Regions from separate parts of the Homo sapiens genome. Here region 1 is linked to region 2. Evidence: chromatin loops called from intact Hi-C (ENCODE). Cell type or tissue: HCT116. All regions are shown on one strand. Links, peaks and the distances in the headings refer to the core of each region. The heading gives the core; the rest is flanking DNA. Region 1 overlaps SMIM14 (small integral membrane protein 14). Region 2 overlaps LIAS (lipoic acid synthetase).

What was found. A loop is a pair of places that touch in the nucleus more often than their neighbours do. Peaks named below come from ENCODE experiments on the same cell type or tissue, not always from the same donor. Only the 100,000 strongest peaks of a DNase experiment are listed, where the experiment ranks them.
Region 1: it touches region 2 in a loop (4-fold over the local background); 10 of 110 quality-filtered maps call a loop at or near these places.

The regions. Positions count from the first base shown.
Region 1 is chr4:39,590,073-39,592,888 of GRCh38, forward strand. All of the region lies in intron 2 of SMIM14 (small integral membrane protein 14), which reads right to left. It overlaps UGDH-AS1 (UGDH antisense RNA 1), which reads left to right. Exons shown (of 5, transcript NR_047679.1): 5 at 2,601-2,816. Among named protein-coding and RNA genes, the nearest start is that of SMIM14, 47 kb to the right of the region's middle. In HCT116, for the core only: a CTCF peak has its summit at 1,457; a DNase peak (open chromatin) is centred at 1,435.
Region 2 is chr4:39,468,017-39,470,832 of GRCh38, forward strand. It overlaps LIAS (lipoic acid synthetase), which reads left to right. Exons shown (of 11, transcript NM_006859.4): 8 at 2,003-2,148. Among named protein-coding and RNA genes, the nearest start is that of LIAS, 10 kb to the left of the region's middle. In HCT116, for the core only: CTCF peaks have their summits at 1,550 (motif pointing right) and 1,757; a DNase peak (open chromatin) is centred at 1,515; H3K27ac peaks cover 619 bases.

The DNA.
Region 1 (2,816 bases), core at 277-2,776, 120 kb after region 2:
TCTGATTTTTCTTTTTCTTGTTTTATAAAGAATACTAGACAACTTAAAACAATAATTTATGCAAGGCACGGTGGCTCACACCTGTAATCCCAGCACTTTGGGGGGCCAAGGCAGGTGGATCACCTGAGGTTGGGAGTTCGAGACCAGCCTGACCAACATGGTGAAATCCCGTCTCTACTAAAAATACAAAATTAGCTGGGCGTGGTGGCGCTTGCCTGTAATCCCAGCTACTCAGGAGGCTGAGGCAGGAGAATTGCTTGTGGAATTGAGGTGGAAGTTACGGTGACCCGAGAATGCGCCATTGCACTCCAGCCTGAGCAACAAGAGCAAAACTCTGCCTCAAAAAAAAAAAAGAATGATTCATGATTAGACGGGGATTTTGTGTAGGCAACTTTCTATACATATACTAGTATTCTACTACTACATCACTAAAAATCCATAGTTATCGGCTGGGCGTGGTGGCTCACGCCTGTAATCTCAGCACTTCGGGAGGCCAAGGTGGGCGGATCACCTAAGGTCAGGAGTTCGAGACCAGCATGGCCAACAAGGCGAAACCCCGTCTCTACTAAAAATACAAAAGTTAGCCGGGCGTGGTGGCAGGCGCCTGTAATCCCAGCTACTTGGGAGGCTGAGGCAGGAGAATTGCTTGAACCCAGGAGGCGTAGGTTGCTGTGAGCCCAGATTGCGCCATTGCACTCCCGCTTGGGAGACAGGGCAACACTCTGTCTCAAAAAAAAAAAAAAAAAATTCCATAGTTATCACGGGGCATATTCCTATATTAAATAACACAGAATTATATGTAACATGATGAAGATACCCAGATTGTCACTGAAAGAGACTCACCGTCTATCCTTATCTACCTTTTTAAGTCCTTTTAGGCAGTATTATAAAGCACTAAATCTCTAATTAAAGTACAGTTGTCCCTTGGTATCTGCAGGGGCTTGGTTCCAGGAACCCCCCTCAGATTCCAAATCCAGACACTCAAATCCCTTATATAAAATTGTATAGTATTTACATACAATCTATGAACATCCTCCCATAGACAAATTGTCTCTAGGTTACTTATAATACTTAATACAATGTACAGGCTATGTAAACAGTGGTTATGCTATTGTTTTATTATTTGTATTATTATTTTTTAAATATTTTTGATTTACAGTTGGCTAAATCCATGAATCCAGAGAGCACAGGTATGAAGGGCCAACTGTATTAGATTAGGAAAGAAAAAAGTCCGTGATATGAGATAATACCTCAATTTTTTAAGTGTTTCTGAACATTCCTGAGACAAGCAGAAGTATACATACACCTGGCAAAATGCAACTGCATTAAGAATAGTCTAACACTCGCTGTAACTCGGTGATGTAATTAAATCATAGAAAGGACCCATGCCAAGTAAGTAAGTAAAACCTTGTCACCAGCACCCCAAAACGGGCATTCTTTGTACTGCAATCATATCAGTCTTGAACTTGAACACTGTTAGTTTATAATATGTACTTTTTTTTTGAGACAGTCTCCCTCTGTCACGCAGGATGGAGTGCAGTGGTGTGATATCAGATCACTGCAACCTCCACCTCCCAGACTCAAGTGATTCTCATGTCTCAGCCTCCCAAGTAGCTGGGATTACAGGCACCCACCACCAGGCCCAGCTAATTTTTGTATTTTTAGTAGAGACTACTACCAACAGGGTTTCACCATGTTGGCCAGGTTGGTCTCAAACTCCTGGCCTCAAATGATCTGCCTGCCTCAGCCTCCCAAAGTGCTGGGATTACAGGCGTAAGCCACCCCACCCGGCCCTATAATGTGTACTTTAAAATAACCCTATAATAACATAGTCAGAGAAGCTTAGTGAGGTGGCTCACGACTGTAATCTTAGCACTTAAGGAGGGTGGAACAGGAGGAAGCTTGAGGCTAGGTGTGTGAGACCAGCGTAGGCAACACAGTGAGACCCCATCTCTACAAAAAAAAATACAAAAATTAGCCAGGCACAATGGTGTGTACCTGTAGAACCAGCTACTCTGGAGACTGAGGTGGGAGGATCGCTTGAGCCCAGGAGTTCAAGGCTGCAGTGATCTATTACACCACTCCACTCCAGCCTAGATGATACAATGAGACCCTGTCTCTTAAAATAAAAATAAAGGAAAAATATAGATAGATAGACAGATAGATAGATAGTCACAGAGATGGTCATTTGCCTCTTTTTTTTTTTTTTTTTTTAAGACAGGGTCTCACTTTGTTGCTCAGGCTGGTTTCTAAATCCTGCCTTTAAACAATCCTCCCGCCTCTGCCTCCGAAAGTGCTGAGATTATGAGCATGAGCCCAGCCAGATTTATAGTCTTTGTACTAAAACTTATATATAACCAGTGATGAGGCAGTAGTAAGAGAAGTTCCAACTGCTGTTAGTGCCCATAAAGCTTTATGAGAGGATACTTTTCTTCTATTTTTATAGATTTTTTAAAACATTCTGATGAGAACAAATCCTACCAATTTATAAATCAAGGTAATGAGAAGTTTTATTAAGAATTATTGAACAGCTACATTGTAGTGTACATTTTCTTTTCAAATCATATAACTATGGTGCATTTAAAGATTTTCTTCTTCAGAAAAGAGAGAAGAATCAAATAGACGCAATAAAAAATGATAAAGGGGATATCACCACCAATCCCACAGAAATACAAACTATCATCAGAGAATACTACAAACGCCTCTACGCAAAGAAACTAGAAAATCTAGAAGAAATGGTTAAATTCCTCGACACATACACCCTCCCAAGACTAAACCAGGAAGAAGTTGACTCTCTGAATAGACCAATAACAGGC
Region 2 (2,816 bases), core at 5-2,504:
TTAATACCCACAAATAATTAACATCTTTTTTCTTTTGTTTTAAAATAATATCATACTGCAAATTTCAATAAGTTGTTTGTTTCCCCCTCCCCACAAATAAAGTTTTCAAAGGAGGGAAAAAATTACACTAGAGCAATTGCTTTGGTTGTAATTCTAAAGAAAAGACTTCAAAAATATATTTGGCTGGATGCTGTGGCTCACGCCTGTAATCTCAGCACTTTGGGAGGCAGAGGCAGGCAGATTACCTGAGGTTGGGAGTTCGAGACCAGCCTGACCAACATGGAGAAACCCCGTCTCTACTAAAAATACAAGATAGCCAGGCGTGGTGGCACATGCCTGTAATCCCAGCTACTCGGTAGGCTGAAGCAGGAGAAGAATCACTTGAACTCGGGAGGCGGAGGTTGCAGTGAGGTGAGATTGCGCCATTGCACTCCAGCTTGGGCAAAAAGAGCGAAACTCCATCTAGAAAGAGAAAGGAAAAAAAAAATATATATATATATATATATTTTTTTATATTATATATATTCATATATATTTATATATATATATTCAGCACTAATATGTGTAATAAATGATGCAGAAGAAAAACTCGTGGCTCACGCCTATAATCCTAGCACTTTGGGAGGCCGAGGCGGGCGGATTACCTGAGGTTGGGAGTTCAAGACCAGTCTGGCCAACATGATGAAACCCCATCTCTACTAAATATACAAAAAATTTTAGCTAGGTGCAGACCTGTAATTCCAGCTACTCTGGAGGCTGAGGCAGGAGAATTGCTTGAACCCGGGAGGCGAAGGTTGCGGTGAGCCGAGATAGTGCCATGGTACTCCATCCTGGGCGACAGCAAAACTTTGTCTCAAAAAAAAAAAAAAAGAAAAAAACTCATATCATTCAGATGTACTTTTTAAAAAAAGTAGACACTATGCTTTCTTATTCCTAATAATTTCAGTAATTAAGACTAATCATTGGCAAGTAACACTGATGTAAGAAAAAAAGTAAGGATTGTTATCCACATCCATTCAAATTTTAGAAAAATGAACATTTTAAGCTTCGGGCAAGAGTAATATCATTTTTTTCTTTAATTTTAGCATTTAGCAGTGATTTTATTAGCTTCTACATATGATCTGTGTCATAGAGCCTGAAAGAAGTTACAGTAAACAATAACCACCATTTTCACTAAATCATAAACAGTAGAGACCATAACTTAATTTCAGTGGAGAAATTCTGTTAAAAAGTGATTTCTATAATGTCAGTTTCAGTTACTTTTAAGTTCATAAATTTGTTTCTTCTCTTTCCTGTTAACTAGTCTCCAATGAAAAACAATTACAGAAAATAAAGCTGCATTAGAATTGAAATGAAATCCAGTTTAACATCAGAAGCTTTCTGGCCTTTTGGCTTAAAGGATAAGTCATTTAAGCCATGGTGGTTTGGCCATTGTTGAAGTCTAGGACACAGCCTGTTCCAACCTCATCATGATACCACCACCAGTGGGTGCCAGTTTCCCTGGTTTCACTTAAAAACATGATCCTTTCCAGTGAAAATTCCAGAATCATGCATTTCTTTACCTAATATGTGGCAGTGTTGTATACTTACCAGCAGAGGGCAGCTTAGTCTTCAGAAAAGAAATGAACTTGAAAGTTTCAACCCTCTGACATGTGGGTTCAGCTTATTTTTTTCTTTGTTCAGTATGGAGACTCTCTTACTTCTGCTTTTTTTCCTTTCTCTTCTAATTTTTCGCTTCAGAATTCTGGTTTCTCAATGCATAAACTGAAGTAATTTCTTCCATTCTACTTTTCTCTGCCCCAGGCTTGAGATAGAACTAGGGAGCCCAGTGAGGCCTTTTCTTTCCTAAATTAACAGGCATCTGTGCATAAATGCTACCTTTGAACTATGTGATTTAAGATAATGTGCAGAATGTACTTCTCTGGTCTTTCAGGTTGCTTGCATAACTATGTACTTGGTTGAACTTGTAATTCTTGCTGACAACAGTCCTGCTGTTTTCCAGTAAGGTTCGTGATCCTCGGGCCAATTTTGATCAGTCCCTACGTGTACTGAAACATGCCAAGAAGGTTCAGCCTGATGTTATTTCTAAAACATCTATAATGTTGGGTTTAGGCGAGAATGATGAGCAAGTATATGCAACAATGAAAGGTAAAGAAATTGAAAAATGAAAAATCTTTCCCATGTAATTTGAGTAATAGCAGGAACCCACTCACTTTGAAGGCCCTTCTAAGAACAAAGAAAAGTATATGGTTATAGATGGCAGCATGAAAAGGAAACCAACTTGCACATGCACCCTCAAATCTAAAATACAAGTTAAAAAAAAAAAAGCAAAGGAAATAAATTTTCTTGGAATTTCATGGAGTGATATGCATGACGCTCAGGATACAAAATTTATATCCCATTTTATTCCCCATCCTTTGCATCCACTGAAAGCATGATTTCATCCACTTTTCTCATTCTATCATTGGACACTTTTGGAGAGCCAGCCTGGTACCAGGCACTGACAGTTCATAGATCAATGAGACTAATCCAGGCCTCTGAGAAAGAGCTTACTTGTAGCATTGTCACATAACATGGTGTGCTTTGGACTTTGCTGAACTTTAGTCCCGTAAGTCCATTTGCTTTGTGATTCTTGGACTTTTTAAACTTTGGAATTTCAAAGTTTTAATTTTAGCTGAGGACCCTTGGACTACTTGTAGTTATTTAGTGGTTCAAAGAGTAATAAGTTCATATAATAATCAAGACCTGCTGTTTACCACATTGCACACAGTTTATTAGAAAGATTCTGATATGTCATAGTTTAAATCACAGCCCCC